Linked DNA regions of Mus musculus: region 2 is linked to region 1. The links are chromatin loops, found by intact Hi-C in ENCODE. Cell type or tissue: heart. All regions are shown on one strand. Links, peaks and the distances in the headings refer to the core of each region. The heading gives the core; the rest is flanking DNA.

Evidence for each region. Peaks named below come from ENCODE experiments on the same cell type or tissue, not always from the same donor. Only the 100,000 strongest peaks of a DNase experiment are listed, where the experiment ranks them.
Region 2: it touches region 1 in a loop (3-fold over the local background); 7 of 42 quality-filtered maps call a loop at or near these places.

What each region holds. Positions count from the first base shown.
Region 1 is chr4:62,690,632-62,698,957 of GRCm38, forward strand. It overlaps Rgs3 (regulator of G-protein signaling 3), which reads left to right. Exons shown (of 16, transcript NM_134257.3): 12 at 6,640-6,701. Among named protein-coding and RNA genes, the nearest start is that of Gm52741, 25 kb to the left of the region's middle. In heart, for the core only: CTCF peaks have their summits at 3,492 (motif pointing left), 5,563 (motif pointing left) and 7,009 (motif pointing right); DNase peaks (open chromatin) are centred at 1,170, 5,030, 6,510, 7,020 and 7 weaker places; H3K27ac peaks cover 2,677 bases; H3K27me3 peaks cover 4,246 bases.
Region 2 is chr4:62,636,278-62,644,603 of GRCm38, forward strand. Rgs3 (regulator of G-protein signaling 3) reads left to right here. Exons shown (of 16, transcript NM_134257.3): 8 at 4,440-4,551. Among named protein-coding and RNA genes, the nearest start is that of Rgs3, 21 kb to the left of the region's middle. In heart, for the core only: CTCF peaks have their summits at 2,828 (motif pointing left), 3,030 and 4,383; DNase peaks (open chromatin) are centred at 4,694, 5,184, 5,614, 7,354 and 2 weaker places; H3K27ac peaks cover 4,226 bases; H3K27me3 peaks cover 3,721 bases.

The DNA.
Region 1 (8,326 bases), core at 199-8,198:
AAGAGAAACAGGGTCGGGGTCGGGGGACGGTTGGAGGGCAGGTCCGTGAGATTCAGAGGGCAGTTATAGTGGCTGCAGGAAGGAACCACACTTCCCTGTTCTACCCTTGCTCTTTGAGAGACTTCCCAATGAACCTTCTGCCCATTTGATAGAAGACAAAACTGAGGCCTCAAGGTGCCATGAAGAAGAACCCACACGATCAGATGTATTCTCCCGGCTCCATTGTCTTATGCTGAAGGCAGAAAAGGTGTGGCTTAGCTCAGAACATCAGGCGTTTGGATTGAAAAGGTCTGAGATAGTAACTGGGAAAGCACGGGCTTTCAGGGCTGAGGAGGTGGCTCGGTGGGCAGAGCACTTGCCAGGCAAGTGTGAAGTCCTGAGCTTGATTCCCCAGAGCCCACATAAAGCCAGATAAGGTTCCACACCTCCGTAACCTGAGTATTCTTTTTAAATATTTTAATCTGAGTATTCTTAAGGCAAGGTGTGGGGACAGGGATGTGAGAAGCCCCAGAAACGCAGAGGAACCAGAAGCAGCAAACAAGGAAAGAGACCTTATCTCAACAAGGGAGAAGACAGGGCCTGGCACCCAGCCCAGGCTTGCTCTCTAATCTCTACACTACCCCTTCCCCCCCCCCCCCCCCGCATATTATAATTTACATCTGGCCCAGGCCTGGCCAGACTAGAAATCTATTAGCTAACAACAAAACCAGCATATGTATGTTTTGTCTAAGCAGTTCCCATCAACACATTAATCTGTCCCGTAGCTCTGTGCCCTAGAGAGTATTTTGTGCCCATTTCACAGATGAGAAATCTGAGTCCCAGAGAAGTTCTATAACTTGATCCAAATCGACCACACAGTTTACAAGTGTCTGGATCAGAATTAGAGTCTGACCCCAAGACCAGACCCCATAAGGACTCTGCCTTGCACAAATGTTTACAAACATGCAAATCAGTGTTTATGGGTTTTCTGCCTTGTGCCAAGGCCCTGTGTTCAACAGCAGAGGCTGCAGGAGCAGTGGGGCCGAGCTTAGCTAGGGAGGAGCAAGAAAGGGCTTTCTGTGTGGGCTGGGGATTTAGCCTAGCAGAACAAACCACACCATGGCCTTTAAGCCAGTTTGGGCTTAAGTTCTATCCCTTACCTATTGTGTGGCCTTGAGTGAGTCACCAGCTCCTCTGGGACTTGCTTTCCTTCCCTGAGTGGGTGGGGATGAACTAGAAGAGCCTGGGGCCTGAGGACATGATTGACAGCACACTTTGGAAGAAGCCCTCAGGGAGCCCTGCTGCTGTTCCTTTACCCTGAAGTGTATCCTTAAGGCTAGAGGGGTTGTTATGACAACTGTGGGAGGCAAGATGAGGCTCAGAGACACAAAAGTTTAGGACAGACCCTGAGACCTTCCAGGAAACAGATGCCAATGGTGAGAAAAAATGCCCATGGTGAGACCTGGAAGGTCAAATACCTTTAGGATAAATGGAGAATAAGCTTAGAGCAAAGTATAGAACAGGACTATTTACTGCTGCTCCCTAGCCAAACCCATGGCAGACATTACTAATAGATCCCAGCTTACTTAGCTGCCATGCTGGGGCATGGTCTCCAAGCCTTTGCAACTTTGTAACCACCGACAATACTACAGACCTGGCATTTTGGAAGACACTCTGCAGGAAGTTGGTTAGGCCTTCCAAACTGGGAACTGCTTTGGGTCTGGACACAAGAACTAAATCCCCAGGGCTTGCTCGTAGCTGTCCTTCCTTATCTGTAAACTCCCAGGGTATGGTCTCACCCTGTGACTTCTCATCCCCAGCCTGGCTCTCTAGAGCCAGAATTTCTAGGGCTGGTACCCAGACCCTGTAGTTTAAACAAATGCTCTGAGGATTAGGATACCTACCTGAACTTGACTGCCACCATTACCACTTAGGCCAGCCCTTGAGGCAGCTGCTACAGCCACAACGGTTAGACCTGGCTCCCCTTCTCTCGAAGGCGGCTGAGGACCAAGGGCCCAGCCACCTGCTTTAGGTCTCCACAACCTGCCTCCCGCTAAACCCCACCCTTCTAGTTCTGTTTCTTCCACCATCCTTGCTCCAACACAAATATTTACATTCACGGAAGTTAACACACATTCACACATGCATTCCAACTCGTCCCTCTGTCCATTCGGGTGACCCGAGTTCCTAAGGACAGATGCCCCACCCGGGAGCCTAGCAGGTCTGTACCAGGTCCCTCCTGCCTCAGCTTTGTGTTTGTCCACCGTCCGGTCCCCACTGTCACTTCTTCCTTGACACTTCATTTCTCAGGCTTGAGTAACTGAGCTACCAGGGCCCCCAAAGGCTGTTCCTAGTATGTGTGGGCCACTCTAGATCACATGGCTTCCACTCTCCAGCCTCTGAGTAGGTCATCATCCTTCCCACTTCCAGCCTCCAGCTTCAGTCAGAAACCCATCCAGGGCAAGGCCAGACTCAACAAGCCCCTGATTTACTATCACCCCTCACTAGCGGAGGGCCTCGGGTTAGCCCTTCCCTTCTCCAAGCCTGTGTCCTCTCTGGTGTGGTTATGGTAACTACTCTAGTTTCAGAGCATGCTGGAAGGCTCAAGTAGGTTGATGCAGGGGCTTAAGACAAGATCTGCCACTCAGTTCCCACTGGGTTCTCCACGAATGGTTATCATGCTGCTGAGATGGTAGAAGTGGAGGCGGACACTGTTCTGACCTTCCTCACCCCACAGCATTGCCAATTCATTTTCTGAGGTAGGATGTCAGAACCCATTGTGTAACTGACCTTGAACTCCTGACCATTCCCCTGCCTCAGCCTTTCAAGTGCAACAGGCTGAAGCTACCACTCTGGACGCCCGCCCTTCACCCCTAATCCCATGCTAAAAGGAGGCTGACAGAGGGAGAGGCCCCTGTGTTCTCCTCACTACTCTCGTACCCTCTCGGTTTGGGCCTGGCTCCTGAGGTGACGAAGAGAGGGTGAAGACATCAGCTATAGAGACAGGTAGACCCATTCCAGGCCCAGCTCTGCCTCCTCCCCGACCTTGGTCAAGTCGCTTCTTGGAGCGCCAGTTTCCCCTTTGTCAAATAGGACTGGGAAGTCATTCCATATAGAGAGCTCTAGATCAGAGAGCTTAAAAGCCCGGAGCATAGCACAGTGATCTTGTAATGATGTGAGAGCCAGGAAGGCCAGACAGAGCTGCTGTGCTGCTGTGTGGCCAAGCCGTGTGGCTCTCTGAGCACAGGCTACCTGCGACAGGGTGGTAGTCACATTGTGCTCTCTGCCCCATGCTGACACCCTGCCCTTGTGCCCTGTGCAGAGTCCACTGTGAGTCATGTCTTAGAACCATGCACACCGTATAAACTGCCTGCTTGGACTTGGTGCCTTCACAGGTGTTCAAGGAGGTCCAGGGAGTTGGGGAACCATGAGGCTCTCCGGTGGATCATTCCCTGGGCCCGGCCCCTGTGTGGAGCTAACTCGGCTCATGGCGCCCCCTGCTGCCAGATCCCTGGAGACCCCGCTCAGTGGACGCTCTCTAGAGGAGCCTCACTGTGTGGGAGCCTAAGACTTACACACTTCAGCCTTGTCTGGCCGTTCCTTGACATCGAGGAAACACAAGTGATGGCTCTCTCCTGGCTGTGTTTCCTTCCTGACCCACTGTAGGGTTGTCATGGTTGTCCTGACCAAGGGTCACAAAAGGTCAGATAAAAGGACTCTAAAATACCCCTGGCCTCCAGGGTAGGATAACACTTTCTAGGCTTCTATTTTATTCTAAAGAGAATCCTAAAGATATTTCCTACATTCAAATTCCCTATGCCTAAATAAATTTAGTGCACAGACCACTGTTGCCACATGGTCACACAGGACCCAGTTTGACAGCCACACATGGCCAGATGACCCAGGAGTCAGACCAGGACCAAGAAGGGAAGCAAGCTGGGGTTCTGCTTGTAGGGGAGCCCTCAAACCCCATTGGCCTTTGATGCCAGACACCAAATTCACTGCATCTTACCAGTTCAAAGAGTCCGGGCAAGTTACACTGCTCCGGGCCTCAGTTTCCCCAGCTGCAAGCCGGGAAAAAAATAGTAGCAAATGGTGCTTGGGAATGTGAGGTTTAGGTAGGATCATCCATGACTACAGACTGTAGCGCAGGGCCTGGGTGCGTGGTCCTCGCAGTGGCTGATGGACAGCAGGGCCTGGTGTGTGGTCCTCGCAATGGCTGATGGATGTTGATAACCACCCCTTATCCCCATCCCTATGCGTCTGTTGGCTCACAGCAGCCCTGTGAGGTAGGGGTCCAGTTTGAGCCCTCGTTTTGCCAATGAAGGGAGCAGACGTGGCAAGCAGATGGAACACAGCTAAGGTCAATTAGCTAATATGGGATTGAGCTAGGATTCAAATCCAGGCTGTTTAGAAGCCACACTCTTAATCACGACTGTAATTATAGGGGTAATGACAATAAGAATTATAGTTATTATTCCGGGAGACTGAGAGCTCTCAGTCCCAGAGGTGGCAGGGTGAGGCCAGGCAGGCCCCAGGGATCCCTGCCAGAGTTCAGGGAGGGCCAGTGACTCCGGGCTCACTTCAGCTTGCAGCAGGGCAGGGTCATGGAGGAGGGGTAGGGACAGGTAGAAGAAGCTGCCCCTTTGCCAGCTGGGCCCTGGGCAGCCTTGTCGCAGCTGAAGGAGGATGATCTTGGGGGTCATGCTAACACCTCCAAAGACCCAAGGCTGCAGCCAATGTGGATACTGAGGAGGCACTAGGGTCCAGGAAGCCCTGTCTGGCTTAGTTTTTGGTCTTTCTTCCTGGTTGTAGGCCCCTGTCCCCTTTTAGTGCCAAGGTTTCTTAGGTGCCTGAAAGCCAAAACCCGGGGTCAGAGCTTCCCACTAGGACTACTGAAGATGACCCCACCCCACCCCACCCCCAGTAGTGGAAGGAAGAGCCCATTTCCCAGCTGGGTAGAGACTGGGGGTGGTGGCTGGCGGGAGTGGTCCCCAGGCCCATTGTGTGGGGCTGATAAAGTGCGGAAGCCGAGGTTAGAATGGGAGGAAACCCAGCTCTGTGGGTCCTTTCCCACGGGTGGGGGCTCCGAGCACTGCTGAGGTAGGCTAGCACAACTGCAGAGCCTGTGTCTCTGTGAGTCAGGTACAGCAGGGTCGGCCAAGTGTTGAGGGCATTTTGGGTGCCAAGATGTCCATGACTGGGACCCACATTTCATCCTGGTCAATCTTCTGCCCGTTTGGGCTGCTAACCCACCCTAGGCATCTGCTGAAACAAACAAACAAAAAATAACGTCTTCCAAGTTGGTAGAAGCAGCACATATGCTGGGACTGGCTCCAGACATGGTGTGTGTTCCTGGGTGCATGTATGCGCGCGCGCGCACGCGCGCGCACACACACACACACACACACACACACACACACACACACACACACACACACACACACACACATGTTTCCACGCTCTGGTGTGGCAACTGATTCAGGAAGGAGGCAGTTTTTTTTGCTGAGTCTTTCCTTGGAAACAGTCACCTTGTGCCATTTTGGCACTTGAGTGCTCCGCCCTCTGGTGGACAGTTTTTAATTTACATAGGCGGATTCTGTCTTAAGTGGTTCAGGTCCTTTGGGCAAGTGGCAATGAGCCTCTATTTACTACTTATGGACTTTCTAGGAGGATTAATGAGACAGAAGCTAGATGAAGGGTGTGAGGCTGCGAGGAGATGGAGGCTACAAGAGATAGGGTCTCTCATGCAGGAGGAACAATTTGGCAAAGTCAGGGAGCTGGGGCTATAGACTCTGCAGGCTGGGGTGGGTCACAGGAATGAAACTGGAGGTTCTGGATCCAGCAGCGAGGACTCCTAAATGCAGTGTCTCAGGCTGCATCTTCTTGGATGCATTTATCTGGCAAATGTGTGCTCCTACCACACTGACCATATGAAGGTGACCAGTCCGAGGCTTCCAATGGAAACTCAGAGCCAAGCAGAAGAGGGTTCAGACAAACCATTTTGGGTGTGGTGGGGACCTTAAAAGAGATAAAGAGGGCATGAAAGGATTCCTGGGGACAGAGGCATCGGTGCTGCTTGGCTACGGTGCCTTAAGCTATGCCTTAAGAAGGAGAGTCACTAAGGACAGCAGCAAACACTCTGCTGGGCTGGGGCAGAGGAGGGAGCTTCTAGAATAGGTGCTGGCCTGGCAATTTACTGATGATGTGGCAACTGGTCGTACCAAGCCCCATGATAGATTCTCTGCCATGTGGTGTTTTGGATGTTATCCCAAGAGTACTAGGGAGCCCTGGAGTGCTTTAAGGCAATGGGGATGCTCTCAGTCTCCTTACACCCTGAGTCCTGAGATAGCCATCAGGATCTTGGTTGTGGAAACTGAGATGTGAAGAATCATAAAGAGGCAGTGACCAGCCAAATCACAGAGCAGAAGTCTGTCTAGACCCCTGCTCACTTGCCAGCCATGGCGCCTGACGGGATCCTCTGTTCCCAGTGTCAAATGTCCCTCTGATTCTCCCCACAAACCAGGAAGAAGCCGACTGCTTGATCTGGGAGCTCTGCCAGAGATGGCGCACTGGGGATCACTGGGCTGCTTGCAGGCTGCTGCTGGAGCCTTGTGTCCTGGGTACCCAGACAACATTGTATCTCTGTTTTCTCTGCAGATGAGTGGGACTGACCTCACAGAATGTGATGAAGCTTCCCGGAAGAGAAAGAGCAAAAACATGTAGGTTGGGACGATCCTGATTGTCTCCTGACATTCCTTCTCTTCTACCCCAGACTTGGGAGAAGTAGGGTTGCACTCCAGCCCCACCCACACCCCCAGACAGATACTAAGGAGCAGTGAGCTATTGAAGACTCAGGATAAATCATTAGGATCTTGAAAGTTTATTTTCTCAGAGCTAGGCAGGAACTAAGTATCCCTGGCCCAGCCTAGCCTCTGAGCCAAGCAGTGATTTATAAAAGTCCTTGGCATACAAAGAGCTGAACTGACAAGTCTCTGGACTTCCTGAAAGTGAACAGTCTCAGGCATGGCCAGAAGGGGGCACTGCTGGCCTAGCTACACTATGCCATGCTCTCTGCAAGTTTTTCTGGCCAGCCCAGCCCAGCCCAGGCTCCCTACCCTTGTGAAGGTTTATTTCTGGTGCCAGTTAATGAGGTCTCTGGCTTGTGAGGGACAGGCGATGCTCTCGTTAGGTTTCCTCAAACTTTCAGTCTTGAGGCTCCTGAGGAGCAGATTCACAGAGAGAAGTCTGTGGGGGCATGGCTCATAGTAGGAACACAATCCCCCAGAGGGAAGGAACCTCTGCCTCCAGGTTCAGTAACAGATAAGAAAGAATTAGAGCTGGGGGAAGCGGAGAGGCGTCTTCCCTGGGCGTGATGCCTTTAGTGACCCTCTTTCCTAGCTCAGACCTGGGCGGGAGCCCACTGGTCTAGGAAACCATTTTCTCCAGCTTTTCTGCCCTCTTCTGTTTTATCCCCAACAGCGGGCTTCTCTCAGACTGTAGCCCGAGGCAGTGAAATGTACAAGCAGCCATCCTCTGCTGGGACACTCCCCCATTTAGCTGCAGTTTGGGTGGATGGGGACTGGAAGGAGGTATCCATACAATGTCAGAGCTGCTGCCGGTGGCACCTGGGAGAGCAGTAGGTGGTGGTGAAGGGTGGGTGTCCGGAGTTCTGGAACTGCCTCAGATCCACACTCTGTAGTTGCCTTTAAAAGTGGGCATCATCTTTTGAACGTCTGGAGTTCACATTCTTCAAAGCTTAGACAGTTCTCTTAGCATCTGATTGGGACACAACAGCCAGTGTTCATTGTGCTGGGTTCTATAGGTGTTGCATAGGTGATCATACTTTGCATGCCCTTTTTGTGTGCCACATCCTCGTTTTACAAAAGGAAACAGACTTAGGAAGAAGTGAGTTAACTTGTCCAGACTCTGTTTCAAAGGAATGGGAGCCAGGATGGGAGGCTAGTCTGCTTTGGGGCTGCTATCCTGACCCAGAGAGCCACTGGTCTCTGGACTCCTTGACTTAGAACCTACTGCAGCCGTGGTGGAGTGGGGGTGTCTCTGGGCAGCTGTTCCTGAACCCCAGAACAGGTGTGACAGCAGCTTCTTAGGTCCCAACACCTTTGTGCCTGGCACTGTATGCCTGCCACACCCTAGTATCCTGAACACCCCAGCAGGTAACAGGAGTATCATCCTTGTTAGACAAGCAAGAAACTTGACTTCCAGATTGGTTAAGGGGCTGAACTCAGCAGACGAGGGGAGCTTGGGTTTGACTCGGTCTCCAGAGCTGAGCTGCCAGCTGCTACCAGGTATAGTGCCACCCGTGATCTCAGAGGCGCATTTAGGC
Region 2 (8,326 bases), core at 317-8,316, 54 kb before region 1:
CCAGCTTGGATATCTCATAGCCAACTAAATGTAACTTTTAACTTTCCTTGCATCCCCAGCCTCTGTCCTCACACAGCCTCTGTGAGCACCTCACACACAGCCCTCACCATGGCCCTTTCCTCTCCCTACCCTCGTAGAGCTCAGCTCCCACACCCCTGGGATTGCTGACATCACTCTGGGCCTCTCTGTGGAGAGCTTTCTTAAGGGCCTCAGCCTATCAACCTTCCCACTTGCTTCAGTGGGAGAGAAATTTCACTGGGAGATAGGATGTAGGCTGTAAGAGTGAGAAGTCCCTTGGTGCTGGGTTTGGTGCCTAAGTGCGTGTTTGCAGGGTCAGAGCTGGAGAGGTGTGGCTGCATACTTAATGTGCCCAGAAGAAGCCAGTTAAGGACAAGAGCCACCTGAACTATACTCTTATGTCCGATTTTCTCTCTCTTGTCTTGTTCACCACTACATCTACAAAAATTAGGTATTTACTGCATATCCTCTCTGCTCATGCATGATACGTACATGATCCCTTGCTACACACGTCATCCCAATTAGGCCTGAAACATCCTCACGACAGGAGAGAAGCACAAGGAGACTGGGGCTCAACCAGGACCCAAGAATCTCAAGGCTGGTAGGGAATGGAGCCAGGATAAGTTCTTGGCTCTCTGGCTGGGTAATGCTCTCCATGATCCCTGGCGCTTTTGGTATGTTTGTTAAAACCAAGGGAACACAAGCCAAGCTATAGCCGTAGTAACAGTTCACTCCTCCCTACCCCACCACTCTCCCAGCCCCTACCCCTCATCCTCCCCCCTCCCCCACCTCCAACAAACACACACAACTTCTTGCCCACTGGATCTTTGGAAGTTGAGAACCAAAAGAAACTCTCCCTTTAAGACTGAAGGTAGTCTGTTTTAATTTGAAGACAAGAAAAGTAACTTCATCCCTTCTCCTCAAAGTAGGAGAGCAGCAGCCTCCTAGGAGAGCTTCGACATGTCTCCCGATCCTCAAACTGAAAATGGAAAGCAGCTATCACCAGGCATTGGGTAGCTTCTGAGAACATGTCGGGGTGGGAGGGTAAGGTTCCTAGATTCTAGTTACTCTGTGTCATTCTCCAGGCAATAACTTTTCCCAAAGGGGTTTCTAAATGAATATGGTGGCCTCTCTAGGCAGCAGAGTTGTAAACTGGAAGGTGCTAAGCAGTTGGAAGCTCTGCATGTCTTGAACGTTTTCTCTCTCTGTTTCTTTATCCTGACTCTTCTCTGAGCATGGTGATGTTAGGGAGCTGCTCCCATCCCCACAGCACAGAAGTCACATGGTTTGATCTGGACGCACACCCAGATCAAATCATCATTTAGTGGCGGCCTGTTTGGTTTTTTGTTTCATTTTGTTTTGGTTTTGGTTTTTCAAGACAGGGTTTCTCTGTGTAGTCCTGGCTGTCCTGGAACTCACTTTGTAGACTAGGCTGGCCTCAAACTCAGAAATCCGCCTGCCTCAGCCTCTGGTTTTGTTTTTGAGAGAAGCTTTATCTGTGTAGCCTCAGCTGTCCTAGAACTTGATTTGTAGAGCAGGCTATCCTCGAACCTATAGACCTGCCTGCTTCTGCTGGGATTAAAGGCATGCATCACAAAGTCAGCCTCTTGACAGCCTCTTACACACACATCCTGACCTCAGTTCTGGTCACTGGGGACTCAGCCAGAGCTTTTACTAGGTTCCAGGAATACTATGAAGTCCAAGATGCCACACCCTCAGTTCACACAGACTCATTGGGTTTACCATTAACTGAAGTATCAAGGTGTTGTCTGTAGGTAGGCTCAGCCCCATGGCCGGGTGCCCAGGAGAAGGCTTTGGTCAGGGCCACTTGAGAGAAGTCACCCTCCGAGTTGTAAGGATTCTGTGACTAATCTTGGGATTCTGGAAAATACATGTGTCCTAGGAGCAAGTGTGGGGAAGACTGGCCCAGACCCCAGGGCCAGTGTTGGAAGGCAGCAGGTAACCAGACTGTGGAGAAGGGGGACAGTGTTCCCTGGATTGTGAGGCTTCTGCTTGTAGGCTGTTGGGGAGCAGCAGGGCCCACATGCTTTGCTCTGGCATGCCTGCCATCTGCCTTGCCTCCAGCCCTGTGCCAGCCCTGGCCTTTGCCTGACCGACCTTTGGGGAAAATTTTCTCTCATGCCTTAATCACTTCCTGTCTAGACCATATTCTCAGCTCTGGGAGTAGGCGGGAGACTGGGGGCAGTGGCCTAGTGCTTTTCTCACCTTGTGGCTCCTCCCACAAGTCTTCCATTCAGCCCTAGGCTTTTTTTTTTTTTTTAATTTTAATTTTCTAGTCTCACAGATTATCTCTTCTGACCTTTCTTCTGCCAGCTTCCCTATGGTCTAGAGGTAACAGCCAGACCTCCCCTGAGTGGGGGACATGTTTTGTGGGAAGATGAGGGTTTGCCTACAGAGCAGCCCCTTGACTCTGCAAACCCTCCTCAGACCATCTGTAACCACACGTCTTCTGAGCACTCCATTGTTTTCCTTCCTACACTTACTGAATTTATTGTCTCTTCTGCTATAGGCACATCACCACCTCTCTGTCATTAGATCCCTAGCTGTGTGGTCATGGGAAAGTCACTTAACCTGTCTGAGCTGGAGAGGGCAGTGATACTGTTTAAGTGAGGGCGGAACAGGGCAGGAGCAGGTACTCAGCTGCAGGGATGTTTCTGTCGCACTGTTTTGGGCTGGGCTGGGGCATGCTTCACTGTTAAGACTCCCTTCTGGAGGTCCTGAGTTCAATTCCCAGCAACCACAAGGTGGCTCACCACTATCCATAATGGGCTCCGATGCCCTCTTCTGGTCTGTCTGAAGACAGTGATGGTATACTCACATACATAAAATAAATAAACCTTAAAAACAAACAAACAAACAAAAAACCCTTCTGGCAAAGAGTTCTAGATTTTTTAAAAATGAGTACTCTGTAGCTGTCTTCAGACACACCAGAAGAGGGCATTAGATCCCATTACAGATGGTTGTGAGCCACCATATGGTTGTTGGGACTTGAACTCAGGACCTCTGAAAGAACAGTCAATGTTCTTAACCACAGAGACATCTCTACAGCACCCAAACTCTAGAGCTTTTGTGTTTGGGACCTGTTGGAAGATGGCATGGCCCTGAGATGGCCTGCCTAAGTACATTCCTGAGCTACTTCCAGGTTCCATTTTTGTGTAATGCCCAGAATGTCAGGTAGGGCTTTGGATACGTCTTATATACATATATATGTGTACATATACATATATATGCACATATGTATGTATAACATATATAAATTTAGACACGCTCTCATCACATAGCCCAGATTAGCTTAGAGTGCATTGTATACCCTGGGATAGCCTGTAACTCATAACTCTCTTGCTTGGCCACAGAATGCTGGGATTGTAACTGTATATAACCATGCTCTGCTTTTATTTTTTTCTAATTGCAGAAGTGCCACCGAGAACATCCTTATATGTTCGTATTTATACATTCTTGTATTTCTCTCGGAGAGCCTCAGAGGTGGGACTGCGGGATCATCTTGAGCAGCTCGCTAGCTAAATGTCAGCGTGCCGGCTTTTCAAACATGGTTAACAAATCACAAACTGTGCCCTTCAGGCTGTGCCAAGCTCTTCTGGTGGGGTCTCCCTGCTTCAGAAGACATGGAGGGTCAGCTATGGCCCCTTGAAGAAGAGTCCCATAATTAATAATTTATATTATTATCATCATCATCTGAGATAGGACTTTAAAGCTTTAAGGAAAGAACCGTGTAAACCATAGTGGACATAGAAAACCAAGTGAATTCTTTTCAACATAAAAACATGCTGAGCAGATCTGTCAGGTTACTTATAATGGCTAAAAATGGCCCTTCCTTTGTTTTGGGAGCATAAAGAGGAGTAGCGGTTGTGTGCAAACCTAGATCAGAATGTAAGTAACCACCATTTTTCCTGAACCAAATTTCTCATTGGTACACTACAAAAATAACTGCAAGAAATTTGGTAATACTACCTCATGAATCTTCCCCTCACATTACAGATAGCTTGTAGAAGAAGCTTGAGGGAGCCAGGTATGGGGTATGGTCTGGGGACACCCCAGGGCCTAAGTAAGGCTCCTCCAAGAACAGTGAGCCTGGAGGACTATGGCCATAGAGAGACCGACCGAGCTACCCACCTTGAGGGCAGGAGCCATTGTTAAGTCTGGTTTATTTGTATTTGTTTCTACTTTGAGCAAGGGAAGTACAGAACGCGCAGGGATGAACTGGCTGCTCCCGCTGCAGGGCAAGCCTTCATCATTAGCGTGGTCCCTCAAGGAGCTCCTTCTGGCTCTGCCAACACTGGAGGTCCAGGATGTGTTTCCTGGACCTCTAGTGGACCTCGTGGCTCTCTGCATCCCGGAGGGACAGCAAAGCAGACAGTTGTGTTTGTTCTCTCCCCGAACAGGTGACACTGTTTGCCTACTCGGACCTGCTGCTGTTCACTAAGGAGGAGGAGCCAGGCCGCTGCGACGTCCTGAGAAATCCCCTCTACCTCCAGAGCGTGAAGCTACAGGAGGGTAAGAAGGACATGGGCACCCTAACGTGCTGTTGGGTCTGCCTGGTGTTGCATACAAGGCTGGCAAGCCACCTTCTGCTATACCTGATCTCTGCAGGAGGTTTCTATCCTAGGGAGCTTCCAAGGAGAAGGGCAGGGAGAGCTTTGGACTCCCGGACCTTGTGTTCAATTCCCTCAGTTCTGGTGTGGCCTTGGGAAGTTACTTCACTTCTCTGAGCCCATTTCCTCTCTGTAAAGTAGGATAATTATAGCCCTGTCAGAAGGTGGGGTTAAGTTAGGTCGTTTACAGAAAGTGCCTGGCTCCAAACAGGTTCCCAGTAGAGGCTTCTTGACAATTGTCTATGGACAACTTCTCTTTTTAGCCAGCTGTGTAGGTTAGCTCAGCACCTTGGGAAACTGGAGCAAGCCTGATTGGGGTCGGTGCGCAGAGCAGCAGCAGCAAGCTGGGAATCTCTAACCCACAAACTTTCCATGGAGGTCTGGCCCATGGGGGCGACCAGGGAACGGAAAACCAGCTGGGACTATCTGTCCAACTGCAGGCTTTGGCGCCTGAGGTCTCAGCCGAAAGGGGCTCGGTTTCCTCTCCCAGATTATGCAAACAACAACAGACCTGTGTGAGCTCGGGGCGGCAGGGGAACGGGGAGGAAAATATTAGCCCTGAAAGAATTCTGTTTTGGTGGGGTTTTGCTTCAGGAGAACTTCCTGACTGCTTGCAAAGCCATGCTGTCTGTGTGCTTGGTTCTCCCTCCCACCCCCACCCGCTGCCGCTCTGCCTCCTTGGGAACTGGCCTTCCCGTGGGAAGTTCTTCCCAGTGCTCACTCTCTAGCTCTGTCCTGCCTGCTCAAGGACTAGGGTGTCTCCTGACAGGAGAGCAAGGGAGACAACCAAGGAGAGAACAAGACAAGGCAGTTAGAAGAGCAGGCCTCTCAGCTTCTTGGTTCCTGGCTCTGGTATTCCAGATGGCTCCTCTGTCCTCCAGTGACTCTGCCCTTGGCTTCCCACTACTTTCCCACCTTGCCCTGTGGTCTCACGGATGCTTAGTATAGTCAGCCTGGCTTCCTTGCCACGCCCCCAGCTCAGCTGATCTGGGACCCGGTTAAGATGAATGTGTACCTAGTAGTGTGGTGCTCAGTACCATGTACTAGGTGCACCAGGACCTGAGCCCTGACTGTTATACACACTGAAGGTCCTGGGCCACAAGACCCTCACTGGCTCAGCTCCCTGCTAAATGGAAGGAGGGAAAAGGAGTGGGAAGAGGGTTGTCCCAGCTGGCTGACTTTTGGGTGGATCTGGAGTTGGAGGGTAGAGAGAGCAGTGGCTGCAGGATTGGGGGCCCAGACTTGACTTCATTACTGTAACAATATGCTTGTAAGCACTGTGGGTCCTTTTCTTTTCCCCTCCCCATCATAGTTTCTCTGTGAAGTAAGGATTCAGCTAGCTCGTTGAGTTCCCTCTTCTCTGATACCCCGCCAGAGGGAACCGTCAGGGCTCCTAGGAGAAGTGTTCATAGCCAGTCTTCATATTACCCTGCTTCCAGGTTGGGATATAGAGGCTGAGGGCTGGCTAGGCTGTCCCAGAGCCTGGATTTAACACTCTACTCTCTCTTCTACCAGTTAGTGATATTCAGGTTGGGTGCAGAGGAGCTCCCAAGAGACTAAGCTGTGTGCAGATCTGGCTTCCTGGGGCCGAGACCATGTCTGCCTGTTGATAATGGGACAGTCACATAAGAGCTAAGGGTAGGTGACCCAGGCAGCGCTGCACAGGCAAGGTCGTCATGGACATGAGAGCCTATGAGGTTGGTTGGCATGGAGGATGTGTCCCTGTACTGGATTCCCTTGGTAGACCACAGCCGTAAGTGGGTTTCACAGTGGCCACTGGGAATCCTGGAGCTGCTGAGATGGAAGGAAATGGCTAATTGACAGGAGCCCTCAAGGCACATGGCTCAGGGCTTAGACTTCTTTCCAGGCACCATGGAGTCTTTGTACTGTCCCCCATCCCCACCCCCACCCCGACACCCCTGCTTTCCTGAGATAGGTTCCATATTCTACCAAACTCCAGTGCCCCTTCTGTAGCAGCCAAAGGAGTCAGCTGTGGGACCCAGTGTTTTGAAGCTGGGGCCATTGTTTCCTGGCCTCTCCTATATGCGCACTACTGCAGCAAGTGAGGCTATTAAGAGATGCATTAGGGAGTTAGCTGGAGTGTCTGGTGGCAGAAGGGTCTCTAATTAACCCTGGCATGAGACTCATAGGTTTCTTCTCACTTTCAAGTCAATATGAATGCAGAGATCGATTTAGGGGACCATAAAGGTATTAAACAAAGAAAGCATCCAGACTTCTGGACAGGCTGTGGCTGGCAAGTTATACTCCCTGGCAGGGCACAATCCACCTTCTCCCTGGGACCAAGGACTCCCTTGTGACTTGTTTGCTAGGGTCAACCTCTGTTAGTCACCCATATTCCCAGAACTCTGTAGGGAGCGTGGCATGTATCAGGTGACTGTTAGGTGCTTGTTTTTGCAGACAATGAAGAACTAAAAGGAGACCAGGGTGTTGCCTTAGCCTGGGAGCTGGGGTGTCTCCTCCTCCAGAGCTCAGGCTGGTGGTCACTCCTGTGGTGCCCCCTCCTGCCAGCTTCTCCCAGTGTTCATCGGGACTGAGTGGTGATGTGATGAGAACAGGCAGAGAACTGGTGCTAACAATTGGGACATCTCCGGTCAGCGGGGACCCATTGTGGTCTCTTCCTGTCACGGCTGTCTGCCGCTTCTACTACTCTTTGTGTTTCTGCCTCCCAGGCGGCCAAGCATCACGCCCACAGTGTGTCTTTCTGGCCTTGCCTGTTCTTAGGCATGACCTGGAAATGTCTATCTGACTCATGGGCTCTCCAGGCACATTGGGGGAGCCAGGATCCCAGCTTGGAAACTCAGCTGCTTTGGCCCCAGCTGCTGAAATGCTCGCTTGACATTTCTGAGCTGTCCTCCATGTCTGCCCCAGTGCTGGCCACTGCAGTGAGAACTGTGGAAGAGGCCTGTCCACTCTGGAGCTCCTAGCCAGGTGGAATCACAGAAAGCCCGTGTCAGGGCAGAAGTATCATAATAGAGGATCTGGAAGCCTGACTTCCAGATATGGGGGTAGCGTCCTTCCTGAGTTCAAATCTCAGCCCTGCCTCTTCGTGCTCATGCACTTTGTTGTCCGTCTGCCTTTGTATGTGGAGAACAGAGACAAGAGCTCTTTTGGCCTGCCCCCACTAGTAAAGAAGGCTTGCTGAATCTCAAAGCAGCAGTAAGATGTGCTCTGGGTAAATGATCGGCCGGCAGGCACAGGCCAGGAAGTCTTCTCTGGGCTCCACCTAGCCCATGGTCAGGAAGCCTTCTGCATGGTCTGTGCACTGCATGGTGGGATGCAAAGGCCACCTCTGGATGCGTTCCAAAATGGCAGAGGCAGTTAGCATGGTTCAAGGCAAACCCATAAATGTTCCGCCTCAGTGTCCGTCTCTTCCAGCAGGGCAGAGCTTCTCTCTGCAGTCTTCTCCAGAGCTCCAGGCAGTCCTCCTTGGCTCCCTCAGCTCCAGGCAGTCCTCCCTAGTACCCTCAGCTCCAGGCAGTCCTCCCTAGTACCCTCAGCTCCAGGCAGTCCACCCTGGCTCCCTCAGCTGCCCCAGTTTGTCGTTCTTCTATGAGGCTCCGAATCATGCTGAGCACGACGGCTCCCCTTCCATGATGCTGTCACACTGCTGCCAACACAAGGCTGTGATGGGGAACAGATGCCAGGGAGAGTTTGCA